2 separate regions of the Homo sapiens genome follow, and region 2 is linked to region 1. Evidence: chromatin loops called from intact Hi-C (ENCODE). Cell type or tissue: K562. All regions are shown on one strand. Links, peaks and the distances in the headings refer to the core of each region. The heading gives the core; the rest is flanking DNA. Region 1 holds the start of CTCFL (CCCTC-binding factor like). Region 2 has its middle 110 kb from the start of BMP7-AS1.

Region 1 (8,324 bases), core at 321-8,320:
AGGGCTTTCTAGAAGATTTGAGAGATAATTCATGTTACTTGCTTGGCATACTCAGCTGGAGGCCCCCTTCCTACCCAGACTTTAGGGCAATTCCAGCCTTCACTCACCATTTCACTACCGAGCTCTTTTATCCCTTGGGTACTTCAAATACTTATGTGCTTACCAAGTGCCTCATAAAGATTTTACAGTCAACTTAGGGGAGCCAGAGAACCACTAAGTAATAAACCTCATGACACTTACTTTGAAAGCAGTGAACATAGTATTTTTTAAAGACAATGACAGCACTCAATGGCCTGTCTCGTCCATTGCTGCCTCATAGAATTTTTTTCAAAATATTTTTACATTTCTGATTTGTCCATCTCTATCTGAATCTATGCCAGTTCCAAATAATGCTCTAGAGCTCATCTGTCCCCATGCCCACCCAGTCAAGCACATGTGCTGGGGATAATTCTTAGCCCAAAGGGCTAAGTGGAATATGTTTTCCAACATTTGCTTTCAGCAACCATGCAGTAGCACAGCCTCCCACACTCGGTCCCATTTGCATGGTGTGAGCCTGCATTGGTGTGAGCCTGCACTGGTGTGTGCCTGCACTGGTGTAAGCCTGCATTGGTGTGAGCCTGCATTGGTGTGTGCCTGCATTGGTTTGAGCCTGTCCTGGTGTGTGCCTGCACTGATATGAGCCTGCAATGGTGTGAGCTTGCACTGGTGTGAGCCTCTCCTGGTGTGTACCTGCACTGGTGTGCTAGAGCTGCCGTAACAAAACACCACAGACTGAGTGGCTAAGAAAACAGACATTTATTTCTCATAGTTCTGGAGGCTGGAAGTACAAGAGCAAGGTGTTGGCAAGTTTGGTTCTCCCGAGGCCCCCTTCTTGGCTCACACAAAACCATCTTCTTGCTGCTCTCACGCAGCCTTTCCTCTGTGTGTGTCCTTCTCTGGTGTCTTCTCTTCTTATAAGGACCTCAGCCAGGTAGGCTTGGGACCCCATCCTCTCGCCATCATTTTAATAATCACTTCTTTGGAGGCCCTAACACAGTCAGGTGGCTTAGTTCTCCCCCACCCCTACTGCCCCCCGTGGCCTTTGTTCAAACTGAATTACCTCTTTAAAGGTCCTACCTCTAAATATCGTGACATTTTGTACCCCCAGGTACTGGGGGTTGGGACTTCAACATATGAATTTGGGGGGACACAGTAATATGCGTATAGCCCCTACCTGTGCCACATACTTCGCAAGGCCTTCCTTTCCTTTGAGCACATTGCCTGATAAGCTCATAGTGTGGACCCACCACGAAGCAATACCACCTGCAAAACATGTGCACTACAGCCAGTTGGCAGCTGGGAGAGCAAAGCTCACCTGTCCACCACATGGAAATCCCCAAACATCGGGTACAAAAGGCATAATAAATATCATTGTTACCCGGAGGATGCAAGTGACCAAGCTCCACAGCAGGCACTGGGGGAACCCATGGCTGGCCCGTCACCACACCTGGGCATCTGTAAGAGACCGAATGGCATTTGCTACGAGGAGGGCCTGGGTCTCAGCAGGTTTTGGATGCAAGCAACAAGACACACTCTGCCCCTTACATCCACTTCTAGCACAGCCCCTGGGGATAAGGAGGAGATGGGTCTGGATGGAGCAGAGACAGAACTCTGTAGATGAAAAGGCTGGACAGGTGCACAGCATTAGTTAAAGAGAGAACTGAAGCCCATCTGAGGAATTGAGACTTGACAAGGAGGATGAGGGCCCGGGAGTCCACTGTTCTTTTCATCTGAGACTAAATGCAAGCATCTTGCCTTGCAGTCTATCTTGATCCCCTAAAAAACAGGGATGGAAGGTTTACCTGGTAGAAACTGCTCCACACACTCAGGGTACAAATAGGATCCTACCTCCTACTTTTCTGAACAGTTTCCTGGGCTGCACAGGCCTACGAGCAGGAAATCCAGCAGGTCTGGCTTGGAGTGCCTCCCCACAAATATTATCCAAGAACGCGGGGAAGGAGCAAAGTTTAGCAACTGCAGGCCTGCCTCCCCTGCCTGCTTGGCCCTCTCTCCTCCTCCTCATCCCTCCCTTTCCATCTATTTCTCTTTTTAAGCCCCTTTGTCCCCTTCAAATTTAACTCAGTTTCCCCTTTCTCTATCCCTCCTCCCACTGGCTTTATATCTCCTTTTAAAACATGCCTTTTAAATTGGTATTTGAAATTTTCTAAACATGATTCTATAATACAAACTCTGAAAAACTTCCTAGCAGCATGTCACAGCCATCACGCAAAATTACTCAAGGAGGCACTAAATAGGTGCTGATTACTCAAGCAGAAAAACTCATTTAAATGATTTAAAGTAAGTCATTATAGCATACTACTTTCCCAGTGACCTTCAAATATTTATTTTCTTTGTATAGTACATATACTGTGACGGAAACCCCAGACACCACGCAGAAACTAGGGAGCGAAGAAAGTCACTGGCAAGTGTACCAGTACCCACTGGTACATGGGTGTCTTTCAAAGCTGAATTTAGTTCTATCTTTTATATTATTGAAAATGAAAACAATATTTGATTATATACTATTCGCGAATGACAAAGAGGGAGCTGTGGAGAGCGGGCAAACATAGAAAGCACTTTGATGGATACAGAAAGTTCTCTGGCTATGGATGGGAGGGAAATCCATCCCCAGGACTGGAAGATATGTTTAAACAAAAGAAGGCCAAGAGAAAGCCATTTCTTCATCCAGGTCAATTTTCGTCACTCCAGGAGTTTTGGGGTCCAATCTCCAATCTCCTGTTTGCCACACTTTCTCCTTTGAGCTGTTGGTTTTGGATTTGCTTTTCGCAGCATACAAATATTTATTCACAATCAGCAAACAAAATGCCATTAAGATTTTGAAACAAAAGTGAAAACAAATAGAACAGTTTCTGGAACGTTGTAAGCTATGCCTTAAAAGAATCAGTGAGGTACAAATTATTTCATTCACTCATTGGCTCCAAATTTGCATTTTTAAAATCTGGTTGCAGGTATCAACCCAACTTCTTCTGGAGACCATCAATATGATTAATTTCCATTAAAAGCAATTGATTGAAGTGAAAACACACGTAACGAACTGAACCACTTTAGAGTGAACAGTTAAGTGGGCTTCAGTCCGTTCACAGTGTGGCCGCCCCTCCACGTCCCCCGCCCTCCCACCTGCCTTAAATGAGCTCCTGGGAAGTACCCATGAACTCCGATGCACCCCTGCTCCATCGGCTGCCTCCTCACCCTTTCCAGCCCCCACATTCCTGCCCTTTCTCTGCTCAACTCCTCCGTCTTCTCCCTCGGACGCTCATCCTCCTCCACACCCGCCTACGTTCTCCCTTCTTTGCCCTCGTCGTCCCCTCTCTTCCTCGTTCCTCGAGCTCCCTCTGCTCCCTCGAGGGTACTCAGGACCCGGCAACTCTGCACACCTCAGTGCCCCGGAGCCCTCGGAGTTCCTCCTCTTTCCCACCACGAAGCCTCTTTTTTTCCATTTATTTCCATCCCCATTTCCCTACCCCCATGTCTGGGGTCCCTGTCAATCTCCATCACCCCTGCCGCCCTATCTCCCCCTCCTTCCACGTCTCCTTTCCTGCACATTCCCAGCCCCCACCTAGCTCCTGCTCAGGTCTCTGTGGCTCACAGAGGGCCCTCCTCACCCTCCACTCTGCCCTGTCCAGCCCACCCCAACCCATCTCCTGGAACCCTTGTAAGGTCTCTCCCCGCCCAGTCCCTGCTGCGTCCATTTCCCACCCAAGTCTCTAAGCACCCCATTCCCCATCCTCTCCCATTGCCCCTCCTTATCCTCCCCCCGACCCCAGGTCTCCCAGCGCCCCCTGCAAGGCCCTTCTTCCCTCCTTACCCATTCCCCACCCCTGCCCCGCCTAGGTCTCCCAGCGCCCCCTGCAGGCCCTCCTCCCCTTCTTATCCAAGCCCCCCAGGTTCCCCAGCGCCCCCTGCAGGCCCTCCTCCCTCCTTATCCATTCCCCACCAGGTCTCAGTGCCCCCTGCAGGCCCTTCTCCCCTCCTTATCCATTCCCTCCACCCCCGCCCAAGTCTCCCAGCGCCCTCTCCAGGCCCTCCTCCCTCCTTATCCTTTCCCCTCCAGGTCTCCCAGCGCCCCTTGCAGGCCCCCCTCCACTCCTTATCCATTCCCCGCCAGCGTCTCCCAGTGCCCCTTGCGGCCATCCTCCCCTCCTTATCCATTTCCCCCCCAGGTCTCCCAGCGCCCCCTGAGGGCCCTCTTCCCCTCCTTATCCATTCCCCCCAAGGTCTCCCAGCGCCCCCTACAGGGCTCTCCTCCCCTCCTCATTCCACCCCTCCCCCCAGTATCTCAGTGCCTCCTGCGGGCCCTCCTCCCACCCTTATCCATTCCCCTCCCCTAGGTCTCCCAGCGCCCCCTGCAGGACCCCCTCCCCTCCTTATCCATTCCCCCACAAGGTATCCCAGCGCCCCCTGCAGGGCTCTCCTCCCCTCCTCATTCCACCCCTCCCCCCAGTCTCTCAGTGCCTCCTGCGGGCCCTCCTCCTCTCCTTATCCATTCCCCTCCCCCAGGTCTCCCAGCACCCCTTGCAGGCCCTCCTCCCCTCCTTATCCATTCCCCTCCCCCAAGTCTCCCAGCACCCCTTGCAGGCCCTCCTCCCCTCCTTATCCATTCCCCCACCCCTCGCCCCCCGCAGGGCTCCCAGGGCCCCCTGCAGACCCTCCTCCCCTTGTCCTCTCCTATTCATCCCCCAGGTCTCCCAAGAACCCCTGCAGACCCTCCTCCCCTCCTTATCCATTACCCTCACCTCAGGTCTCCCCGCCCCCCTGCAGGGCTCTCCCCTCCTCATTCCACCCCTCCCCCTGGTATCTCAGTGCCTCCTGTTGGCCCTCCTACCCTCCTTATCCATTCCCCTCCCCTAGGTGTCACAGGCCCCCTGCAGGCCCCCCTCCCCTCCTTATCCATTACCCACCACCCCCCTCAGGTCTCCCAGCCCCCCTGCAGGGCTATCCTCCCCGCCTCATTCCACCCCTCCCCCCCTCATTCCACCCCTCCCCCCAGTATCTCAGTGCCTCCTGTGGGCCCTCCTCCCCTCCTTATCCATTCCCCCTCAGATCTCCCAGGCCCCCTGCAGGCCCTCGTGCCCTCCTTACTTCCCCCCCGGGTCTCCCAGCGCCCCCTGCGGGGCCCTCCTCCCTTCCTCATCCACTTCAACCCCAAGGTATTTCCGTGCCCCTGCAGGACCCTCCTCCCCTCCTTAGGCGCTCCCCCACTACCCAGTCTTCCAGTGCCCTGCAGGCTCTCCTCCTCTCCTTATCCACCCCCACCCCAGGTCTCCCAGTGCCCTGTATGGGACCCTCCTCCCCTCCTCATCCACCCCCCCAGGTCCACCAGTGCCCCCTCTGGGGTCCTCCTCATCCGTGCTCCCCCTCCCCCTCCCTACTCCCCTTCCCCCCTGCCCCCACAGTACATCACCCCCTCCCCCAACCCTGCCTGGCTCCGCCCCCTTCACGCCCCCTCTTTTCCGCTCCGCGCCTGCGCACTGCCACCCTCCACTCTCGCGCCAGCCCGGCGGCGGCCGGCTGTGGGCTGCAGCACGCGGTGCACGAGGCAGAGCCCACAAGCCAAAGACGGAGTGGGCCGAGCATTCCGGCCACGCCTTCCGCGGTGAGGGGCCAGTCCCGGTCAAGCCCACCTGCTCTCCTCCAAGAGCATGGGCTGTTCTGGGCGTGGGCGGAGGGAGGGGCTGGCCGGAAAGGCCCAAGGGCGGGCGGCAGACGCTGAGGGGCTGCCTGGGAGGGTCGGGTCGGGGCGGGGCGTGGGGGGCAGGGTAAAGCAGGGGCCCTGCCAGGCCTCCGAGGGAGTGTGCTTGGTCTGGCCGAGGGCTGCTTGGCCAAGTCTGGGTGGGCTCGAGGCCACTAGGCCCAAAGCCTGCCTGGCTCTGAGGGTGCTAGGTCTAGAACCGTGCACGAGGGGAATGCCTGCTCGGGCCCGAACCTCGCTGGGCGCCGGGTGTGCACTGGCCCGGGGCCTGCTTGGACCTGAAACTTGCTAGGCCCAGGATATGCACTGGCCGAGAGCCTGCTGGGCCCAAACCTTACTAGGCCCAGGATGTTCACTGACTGAACCGGCTCAGGCCTAACCTTGCTAGGCCCAGGATATGCACTGGGCCAGAGTGTGCTCAGGCGGAACCTTGCCAGGCGCAGGATGTGTGCTGGCCCTAAGCCTGCTGAGGCCCAAACCTGTTCGTTCTAGGGTTTTGTACAAAATCCTGCTTTAGCCTAAATCCTGCTTAGCCTTGACCCCCTCCTAGACCCAAGCCAGATCAGCATTGTTCTGACCCTACTAAGTCCAAAACCTTTTGAGGCCAGACCTTGTTTCAACTCCAAAGCCTGCTAGGTTCCAGCACCCCCCGCATCCCTCCTCATACCACCCCCTTCTCCCCCCTATGGAAACCGCTTGCTTATTTTTCAAACAGGCCAAGTCATTATGGCAGCCACTGAGATCTCTGTCCTTTCTGAGCAATTCACCAAGATCAAAGAACTCGAGTTGATGCCGGAAAAAGGCCTGAAGGAGGAGGAAAAAGACGGAGTGTGCAGAGAGAAAGACCATCGGAGCCCTAGTGAGTTGGAGGCCGAGCGTACCTCTGGGGCCTTCCAGGACAGCGTCCTGGAGGAAGAAGTGGAGCTGGTGCTGGCCCCCTCGGAGGAGAGCGAGAAGTACATCCTGACCCTGCAGACGGTGCACTTCACTTCTGAAGCTGTGGAGTTGCAGGATATGAGCTTGCTGAGCATACAGCAGCAAGAAGGGGTGCAGGTGGTGGTGCAACAGCCTGGCCCTGGGTTGCTGTGGCTTGAGGAAGGGCCCCGGCAGAGCCTGCAGCAGTGTGTGGCCATTAGTATCCAGCAAGAGCTGTACTCCCCGCAAGAGATGGAGGTGTTGCAGTTCCACGCTCTAGAGGAGAATGTGATGGTGGCCAGTGAAGACAGTAAGTTAGCGGTGAGCCTGGCTGAAACTACTGGACTGATCAAGGTACAGCTGGTTTTAATAAACAACCCCTTACATGAAAAAGAAAAAATTCAAGTCGGCTTTTATGCAATATTATGTCTGGACAAGGTATTTTGCAGTTGCAAATTAAAGACAGTACAAATACTTCCCAGGAAAATCTTGAGAGTTCTTAGGTTCTTTTTTAAAAAAGAGTTTTAAAAGTGGTGCTAATTGGAATAGTGTAAGGCGCATTATGTTTTAAAAAAAAGTGTTAAGTTTCACTGCCACAACCCTGATGCGAAATAATTAACATTGTGATGCATAATCTTCCACTTTGGCTTTTCTTTTTGTATTCTGTGCTTCATCCAGGCAAAAGTCTAATTATACTGAAATCAATAGTATCATATTTGAATATTTGTTGTTTATTAGCTCGAGGAAGAGCAGGAGAAGAACCAGTTATTGGCTGAAAGAACAAAGGAGCAGCTCTTTTTTGTGGAAACAATGTCAGGAGATGAAAGAAGTGACGAAATTGTTCTCACAGTTTCAAATTCAAATGTGGAAGAACAAGAGGATCAACCTACAGCTGGTCAAGCAGATGCTGAAAAGGCCAAATCTACAAAAAATCAAAGAAAGACAAAGGGTAGGCCAGTTCATCTCATAGAATACACTCCCTAAAACTGGGCTGCTGTTTTTCTTTATGGGCAGGTGATGGTAATTGAAGTTTTAAGTGGTTGACTTTTACTTTCAAAATGTCAGGAAATGGGAGAAATTTTAAACTAATGTTCTGTATTGTGAATCAAATCCAGAAGGGTTTTGCACTTTACACACAAACGTTTTGAAAGCACAGTAAAAATGTTCCCACAAAGCCTTGTGCACGTAAGCATAGAAGACCAAGCCCTGGTCTCTGCTGCCTAGTTTGCAGCCCCAGAGGGATATGGGGGACAAGTCATTACAGGACAGGTGGTGAGGCCTCGTGTGCTTCAGGGCCAAGAGAAGGAGTGATTCCTCCTTCAGGAAGCCGTAGAGGGTGCCTTCTAAGGGAGGTGATATTTAGGTGAGTCCAGGACAAAGAAGCCACTAAGATGGGGATCAGGATTCCAAGTACTAGGAAGTGGTCTGGGCGTGTAGCTCTGGAAGTATTTACTTTGTATCTGAGGGTGGAGAGCTCTACTGTGTCTGTAGAGCTGGGTGGGTGCTCAGAGAGGTGGATGGGTCCAGATTAGGAAGACCCTGAAGCAATATTAAAGCCATATTAAACTGAGATTTCATTCCAGCAGCCCACAGGATGAATTTGTCCTATGAAAATAATTTGTTTGGCTTATTTTTTAAAAATATTAGTTTCTCACTTATT
Region 2 (8,324 bases), core at 218-8,217, 420 kb after region 1:
AACGTGGTGCATCCACACAATGGAATATTATACAGCCTTAAAAAGGAAGGGAATTCTGACACAGGCTCCCGCATGGATGAACCTTGAGGACATTACTCTAAGTGACATAAGCCAGTCACAAAGTACAAATACTGTATGATTCCACATATAGGAGCTCTCTAGAGCAGTCCATTTCATAGAGACAGAAAGCAGAAGGGTGGTCACTAGGTGTGGGGGAGCAGGGAAGTGGGGAGTTAGTGTTTAACAGGGACAGAGTTTCAGTTTGGGAAAATGAAAGGGTTCTGGAGATGGTGATGGTTGTATAATATTATGAAGGTACTTAATGCCACTGAACTGTACACTTAAAAACGGTTAAGATGGTGAATATTAGGTGTATTTTACCACAGGAAAATTGAGAAGCAAAGCAAAACAAAACAGTGCCTCACTGCCATGGTTGAGTCGGAGGGAAAGAGTGCGAATGCAGCCGGAAGACTTAGCACAGCGCCCCGCACACGCCGAACCGGAAGACAGCACAGCGCCCCGCACACGCCCAGCCGGAAGACTTAGCATAACGCCCCGCACACGCCGAACCGGAAGACAGCACAGCGCCCCGCACACGCCCAGCCGGAAGACTTAGCACAGCACCCCGCACACGCCCAGCCGGAAGACTTAGCACAGCGCCCCGCACACGCCGAACCGGAAGACAGCACAGCGCCCCGCACACGCCCAGCCGGAAGACTTAGCACAGCGCCCCGCACACGCCCAGCCGGAAGACTTAGCACAGCGCCCCGCACACGCCCAGCCGGAAGACTTAGCACAGCGCCCCGCACACGCCGAACCAGAAGACAGCACAGCGCCCTGCACAAGCGGATCTGGAAGACAGCGCAGCACCCCGCACACGCCGTTTGGGAAGACTTAGCTCAGCACCCCGCACACGCTGAGCCAAGCCCCGCCGAGCCAGCTGAGGCTGCTGCTGCTGCTGCTGTTTGCGCTGTCGCTATTATGCGTGCATAGCGAAGCCTGCTCAGACAGCCTCACGGAACAGTGGTCAGCTGGAGACTGCCTTCCTGTGGGGGGCTTGTCAGTCCCATCAACTGGAACTGTCATCTTCTGGAGGATTTTTCTAGACTGGGAGCATGGGCTGTTTGCAGGAGCAGCAGCGACCCCAGCCCTCAGAGTCTGTGCTCCGTTTGTAGCCTAAGTGCTCAGAGCCTGGCGACACAACTACGAACATGGAGAGCTTGGGGCTGGGGTCAAGGCCGGGGGTGACTCCTGGCTGGGCCCCATCTCCTAATCTCCTGTGAAATGGGGGAGGGTTGCGGTGATGATGCAGACGATGGGTCCAGCCCAGGGCCTGGCCCTTGGTGGGCGATTGGGGGTGCTGTTTGCATGAGACTAAGCGCCACCCCCCAGGCCTCTCTCCTTCTTGATACGGGGGGATGAGTCCTTTTTTCCAGGGTGTGTCTACAGAGTGTCTCAGTACCAGAACTGGAACTAGAACACAAGCTTTCTCATTGCTGGGCTGGGCGTGGTTCCTCTGCGCTGGGCCTTCCAAATTAGTGAGGTGTGCTCCAAGCCTGCAATAACAATTAGAGCTAATATTTATTGAGCTTTCCTCGTGGCTCTTCTTTCGTCCATACAGTGAGCCTGGGCGGTGGATGCTCTTAACCCCACCTTGAGGATGGCTAATATGCATTCAGAGAGGGTGAGCCTCGTGTTCAGATCACAAGCTGGTGAGCGGCAGGGCAGGACTTTGAACTCAGGCAGTCTGATGCTAGGTCCACCCTGGTAACGGCCTCATTACATTGTGCAAGCAAAGAGGCTGGGACCCTCCAGGCCTTCTGGAGGTCTGGCTGGCCCTGCGGGGACTTCCCAGCAGCTGGGTTTGCTCCAGCTCTCAGTGTTTCCTCCTCTTGCCTCAGTTCGTTTCCCAAACTGCAGCCCCGCAGCTGCCACTGCTGGCTCTGTGGGGACTGGGAGGGGGCACTGAGATCACAGGGAAGGGCTGGCCCCGTGGCTGGAGGCCTCACCCCAAAGCAGCTCTGGGGACTGTGCCGGGCCTTTGTGAGCCGTACGTACTCATTAAGCCGGGTTGAATCGAAGGTCAGATTTTACTGCAGATCTGGAAAGATCCTTGCTGGTCAGGCCAACCCAGAAACCAGCACTACAAAAGGGCTACAGGGGCTTTCCTGGCCATTTCCGTGGAAGCTTTTATGACTTGGTGGTTGAAAAATCAAGAGCTGAGCTGAGAAGTCCTGTGGCCCCCTTGAGGTCCAGCGTGCTGGCATCAGGCGCCAGGAACCTTCAGTGCTGGGGATGGCCTGCCGGGGGCCTCGTGGGTCTTTTCTCAGCTCCACGGTGGCAGATTTACCCAGCAAAGGTGTCCTAGGCTGAAATCAGAGCAGGATGAAGAAGGAGGCAGAGGCAGGGAGGTGTCAGAGGAAGAATTTCCCAATGGTCAGATGTGGAATGTGAGTGGTGCAGGTGCAGAGAGAGAGAGAAAAAAAAAAATACCTGGGCAGCTTTCTGCTGTCATCTTCCTAGTGGTAGAGTTTTTAAACAGCCACGTGCCCCACCACTCCCTCTGACCTTACTGTTGGTAGTGTGACTATGCTGTTGCACTCATCGACAGGTGGGGTCCATCCTGCCCTCCTGGGACCTGGGCTGGCCTTGTGACTTGCTTTGGACAATGTCATGTGGTGGAAGAGAGGCTGTCCCAGTTGCAACCCTGGGCCAGGAGATGCCGTACACATTTCTGCTGTTATCTCTTGGGCTCCACCTCTGCTGGGTAAGCAAAACCCAGCTAGCCTGCTGGAAGATGAGAGGCACAGGGCCCAGCCAATGGGCTGACAGCCAGCCACCACTATGCATATAAGCCATGCCGTTTTAGACTTGCCAACCCCAACTGATCCTCCAGCTGACTGCAGACACAAGTTCAAGCCCAGCCTTGATCAGTGCCAACCAGCCTTGATCAGCAGAACCTTCCAGTTGACCTATACACTCGTGAGAAATGCCATGGTGGCTGGGGGGTGGCTTGTTACTCAGCTAGGGATAACAGATACGCAACTCACTGCTTCCCTTTGTCAACACCCCCATTCTGGGTGCTCCCTCTTCCTAGCCGATCTCCACTGCTGTCACATGTTTAATTGTTGTTTTGCACATTAGCGTGTACACTCCATGAGGACGAGGACGCGGGCTGGCTCTGCCCCATTCACTAGTACCGCCACATGGCTGGGACATAGTAGGCCTTTAATAAGTATTGGCTGAGTAGATTGATGAATAAATTAGTACTCATTTGTGAAGTTTTTTGTTTGTTTCTTCTCATTTCTTTCACAGATCTGGACGTATTTATTTGGTTTGATGTTTCTGTCCTGCACTGGGCTGTAAGCTCCCTGAGTGTGACCCTGTCTTCATCTCCATGGCAGCCCCAGTGCAGTGTCAAGCACATAGTAGGTGCTTCATAAATAGTTGCTGAATGAAAGAATGAATTTGTGTGTGTGCCATGCACTGCTGGCAATCTAGAGGAGGTGAGAAGCCTCCGTGTTTGTGTTTGTGTTTGTGTGTGCTTGTGTGAATGTGGAGAATTTCTACTCCATCCTAATCCACCGTAAGGCCGTTCTACAAGACAAAGTAAATTTTCACTGGTCCAGTCTGGGTGGAGGACCAGGCAGCAGGGGAATGAGTGGAATGACTTTTGTGGTCAACAGAATAACGGCTCCAGAGACGTCCACGTCGCAGGACCTGCGCATGTGTCCTCTTACACAGCAGAAGGGGCTTTGCCGATGGGATCGAGTTAGATCGCTCTTGACGTGACGAGGTTATCCCAGATGACCTGGCAGGGCCCAGTGTAATCACAAGAGTCCTTATAAGCAGGGAACAGAGGTGTGAGAAAGACTGCAAGATGCTGTGCTACTAACTTTGAAGGTGGAGGAAGGGGCCGTGGGCTGAGGAGTGCAGGGGCCTCTAGAAGCTGGAAAAGACAGGGAAACGGATTCCCCTCAGAGCCTCCAGAAGGCACACAGCCACGCTGGCACCATGCTAGTCACCCAGTGAGACCCATTTTGGGGTTTGGATTGTCAAAGAATAGACGTGTGTTGCTTTAAGCCACTTAGTTTGTAGTAATTTATTACAGCAGGCAGAGGAAACACACACAACCCTTGAACCATCTTCTTTAGCGAAAATTACTAGGAGTTTCTCAGTTTCTTCTGAGGGCTGGTGTGACCTCAGGGGCCAGCAAGAAGAGCCTCATCCCTCAGCCACCTTTGAGGAAGTAAACATGGACTTCCTCCCTGAGCTGTGGGGGAAATACGGGAAGATCGTCTTTCAGATCAGAACATGGAGGAAGAGAGAGGAAGTGAACTGATCCCGGGTGTGCAGTGACAGTGCAGGCAATGCCTGGCTGGTTTTGGAGCTGGGGGACCCCTAAGACCCAAGAGGGATTCTCTGGACCCACCAGAGAAACAATGAATGGAGGTAAATCTCCTTGGTCTCAGTTGGACCAGGTGTAATTCAGACTCTGTAATGGATTTTTTAAAATGTTTCCCTGCCCAGCATCTATTCCCTTATTCTGGAAATGATTCCAGGTTTTTTTTTCTGGAAAACTGCTCTTCCTCCAGTTTCATGATGTGGCTCTTATCACCCACACCCTCATAGCCAGATGTGGTTCTGTGACACCGGCTTAGCTAACCAGGGGACGCTGCTTCTTTGGCCACAGTGATTGGTCCAGGATGAGCATGTGACCCATGTTTGTCCAATCAGAGCCAATGTGGACCTTTTGCCTGAACTCTGGGGCGAAGGGAGTTGCTGTTGTTGCCGGGGGCTCAGGGAAGACACGATGAAAGCCTGGCTTGCTGGAAACGATCCGCCATCCCATAGGGATAGCTTGCGTGAGAATGGAGCCAATACACAGGAAAGCAGAGCCCAGAGTGGAGGAAAAACAACAGAGAGAGAGGGAGAGGGACAGACTGACCGATAGACAGATAGAGGCAGAGACAGAGACTGACTCTTTGTCAGAGCACCTGGATCGAGCCATACCTGAATCAGAACACTCCCCAAAAACTCCTTGGTTAGCCAGAAAAATCCTCCCTTGTCCTTCCCTAAGCCAGCATGGGTGGGATTTTCCATCACTTGCAACCAAGAAAGTCCTGACCGATACAGAACCGTAAGAGCAGAGCCATTAGGATGCTTTCACCCCTTTAGGTGGGAGCCCCTCTTTCATTTTGTAGTTGGAGAAACTAGAACCCAGAAAGGCCATGGTACTTGTCTGAGGTCACACAGCAAGTCACTCCATAGTCGGGACTGGACCTGAGGGTGGAGTTCCAGTTTAGGACTCCTTCTCCCACCCCGTGGTCAGGAAGGTCAATCTGCCCCATTTCCCACCCCCACTCCCCAAGCATCCTCTACATAAATGTCCCTGAACCTGAGAAGCAACAGGAGACGGAGGTTAAGGTTTCCAGGTTTTAGGCTGGCTTCCCACGAGGCTGCACAGAGATCTCGACCCAGGCCTTTGGCATCCTACGTAAGGAATTCTGGATCTGAGAGCCCCTGATTGTGGCAGGGGGCTGCAGATACAAACAACAGACTTGCCATTGCATCCTTGACACATATCTTATTAGTTACAGTATTTATGCTCTCTAACCTCAGTTTCCTCATCTGTAAACTGCTCATAACAATAATATCAGTATCATTCATTCAGTCATTTGACAAACATGTAGTGAGTAACTACTATACGCCAGACACTGTGCCGGGCAGTGGGAAGTCGGGGTGTCCATGAGGACAAAATCCTGCCCTCTCTGTCCTTAACAGTTCAGTAGCTCCTTAGGGTTCCTGTGAGGATTAAATAAGACAGCATGAAATTGAGGGAATTTGATGCGGTGGAACTCTTTGCATCTTGATTGTGGAAGATGATTTTGTGACTGTGGAGGTTTGTCAAAACTCACAGAACTGCACCTTGACTATACATACATTCTACCTCAGTCAATGATGCTCAGTTTCATAAAAAAAATTAAAGAGTGTCTTCTCTTTCCATTAGTGGTTAGGCTTATGTTGCAAGTCAAAGGAGAAAAGCTTCACATACAGTGAAAACTCATTAAGATAAAAAATCCCTTTAGAGAAGAAGAGAGAGCAGGTGTCAAGCGCTTGGCCTGGCTGCAGACCGAGTCAAGTCCTTAGCACCAGCCATTGTCACCAGAGTCCTCTTCCCACTGTTGGTTTTCAGCTGTTTTGAATTAAGTGTGTCGTGACTCCCTTCCCTGAGCTGAGATCACCGAGGAGTGACCGCGGCTCAGAGCCCATGCCTAGGAGCTTCGAAAGGCAGAGCTGACAAGTTGAGTGGCCCTAAAATCATTACCAGGAAGGAGCTCAGCCACGGGGCTGCTTGGAACCCGGCCTGGGGCCTCTTGGCAAGTGCAGGCTGGAGGAGGGGGATCAGGCCAGCCCCACGTCCCCCCTGCTGATCCTCCCACCCTCTCTCCCAGCCTAGTGTCCAGGACTTGTCCCCAAGTGGGAGTCCCAGGAGGGCAGGGACCGTGGCCAGGTGCACCCCGTGTTGTCATAATCTCTCCACTGGCCTGAATGCTCCGAGGAGACCAGGATGAATGTGAATCAAAGTGTGGAGCCTCCACTCCCAAGAGGAGAAGAGAATCGAGAATTAAGCCTGTGAGATGTAGCTGTACACAGAGAAGAGATGAGGGCGGCAGGGAGCCCTCTGAGGAGACGACATTCTTGATTCTTGAGCATGAGTTGGAAGAAATGGAGTCAGCCAGGTGGATATTTGGAGGAGCAGAATCCCGGGTGAAAGGAATGACTGTGCCAAGGTACTGGGGCAAGAACATGCCCAGTGTGTTCCAGGCACGGCTGGGGTGGAGGGAGCGGGTAGGCGAGATGGAGACACAGCAGGAAAGCCAGGTGGTGAGGACCGTGGCCCAAGAATGGGACCTGGAGTTTACTCAGAGAGAGAGACAGAGTAGCAGACCTGTTGGAATGGGAGCAACAAGGCAGGGTCTTCCCCCCAGCAAGCTCTGCTCGGGGACGGAAGGTGCGGGGGGCATGTTGTCAGCGATCATGGACACCAGGCCAGGACTTAGACTTCTGGAAGGACGCGTTCAGCCCTGCCTTGTAGTCACCCACACTTCCGCCTACTGCCAGGGTTTTCTACCTCGGGAATAACACACGGGCTGTATCTTGAGGATTTGTTTTCCTTTTTTCTAACAACACAAAAAGCTAACAAGTGAGAATAGGCCTTTCTGTGTGCCAGGATCTACATACTGGATGCATATATATATATATATATATTTTTTTTTTTATATGGTGCCTCGCTCTGTCACCCAGGCTGGAGGGCAGTGGCGCAATCTCGGTTCACTGCAACCTCCGCCTCGTGGGTTCAAGCGATTCTCCCGTCTCAGCCTCATGAGTAGCTAGGATTACAGGGGCACACCACCACACCCGGCTAATTTGTGCGTGTGTGTGTGTGTGTGTGTGTGTGTGTATTTTAGTAGAGATGGGGTTTCACCATATTGGTCAGGCTGGTCTTGAGCTCCTGACCTCAGGTGATCCAACTGTCTTGGCCTCCCAAATTGCTGGGATTACAGGTGTGAGCCACTGTGCATGGCTATCCATGTATATCTTTGAAGGCATCACCTGCCTTGGAAACATGAGACCGAGGACTTGGTCACAAATCAAGTGGACGTTTTGGAGTGTCAGCACAATCTGTGTCCATATTTGCCAACAAGTTTTTAAAAAATGATGTTTTCTATAATCCTGGATTTGCACGGTGCGATCTTGATGGTGTCACCTTTCTCCCCGTTTCTATCCCAGCAATAATCTTAAATTCTACTCAAAACAAAGAGCTCCCTGTTGGCAGTTAATCCTCAAAGGGAGAGCTTTGTTCGAGACTAAAAAACCTCATTCAACAACGTTGGCAAGAGCTGGCATTCTTTGTGCCCACTCGGCCCAGTGTTTTCAGCTCTGACTAGGAGCCTGCATTTGAGAGCTTAAGTTCATTTTTTTTTCACCCCTTGCAAGTAGACCTCTCTGTCACAAGGCGCATTAGTGGAGCAGGTATTTAAGGGAATAATAGAGGAATTAGAGCAGCCGCCAGGAATAGAGGCAGGGGGCTGGGGGAGGATCTCCAGGTGTGCTGAGCGAGGGGGTTTCTGGAAAATGGGACCCAAGGACAAAGGAGGAGCTGGGTCTTCCAAGAGGTTCTCCCCACGCTCAACAGACACACTTTTGTATTCATTTTCAGTGCTGTGTAACAAATCGCCATAAACTTTGTGACTTAAAACCTCCTTTTGCTACCCATCAGCTCTGGAGGTCAGGGGTTTCACACAGTGCGACTAGGTTCC

The links. Hi-C counts contacts between places; a loop is a spot of excess contacts. Peaks named below come from ENCODE experiments on the same cell type or tissue, not always from the same donor. Only the 100,000 strongest peaks of a DNase experiment are listed, where the experiment ranks them.
Region 2: a loop joins it to region 1, with 7 times the contacts of the local background. A loop is called at or near these places in 3 of 110 quality-filtered maps.

What each region holds. Positions count from the first base shown.
Region 1 is chr20:57,522,357-57,530,680 of GRCh38, reverse strand. CTCFL (CCCTC-binding factor like) reads left to right here and starts at 5,541. Exons shown (of 11, transcript NM_001386993.1): 1 at 5,541-5,653; 2 at 6,465-7,018; 3 at 7,403-7,613. The coding sequence starts at 6,476. LOC124904940 (a long non-coding RNA gene) reads right to left here and starts at 2,038. Exons shown (of 2, transcript XR_007067673.1): 1 at 1,214-2,038; 2 at 781-1,027. RefSeq lists an enhancer at 6,412-7,350. In K562, for the core only: CTCF peaks have their summits at 3,972 (motif pointing left), 4,440 (motif pointing left) and 5,158 (motif pointing left); DNase peaks (open chromatin) are centred at 4,030, 4,380, 4,990, 5,600 and 2 weaker places; H3K4me3 peaks cover 2,906 bases.
Region 2 is chr20:57,102,892-57,111,215 of GRCh38, reverse strand. No RefSeq gene overlaps it. Among named protein-coding and RNA genes, the nearest start is that of BMP7-AS1, 110 kb to the left of the region's middle. In K562, for the core only: no CTCF peak of the experiment used is centred there; a DNase peak (open chromatin) is centred at 4,705; H3K4me3 peaks cover 996 bases; H3K27me3 peaks cover 1,352 bases.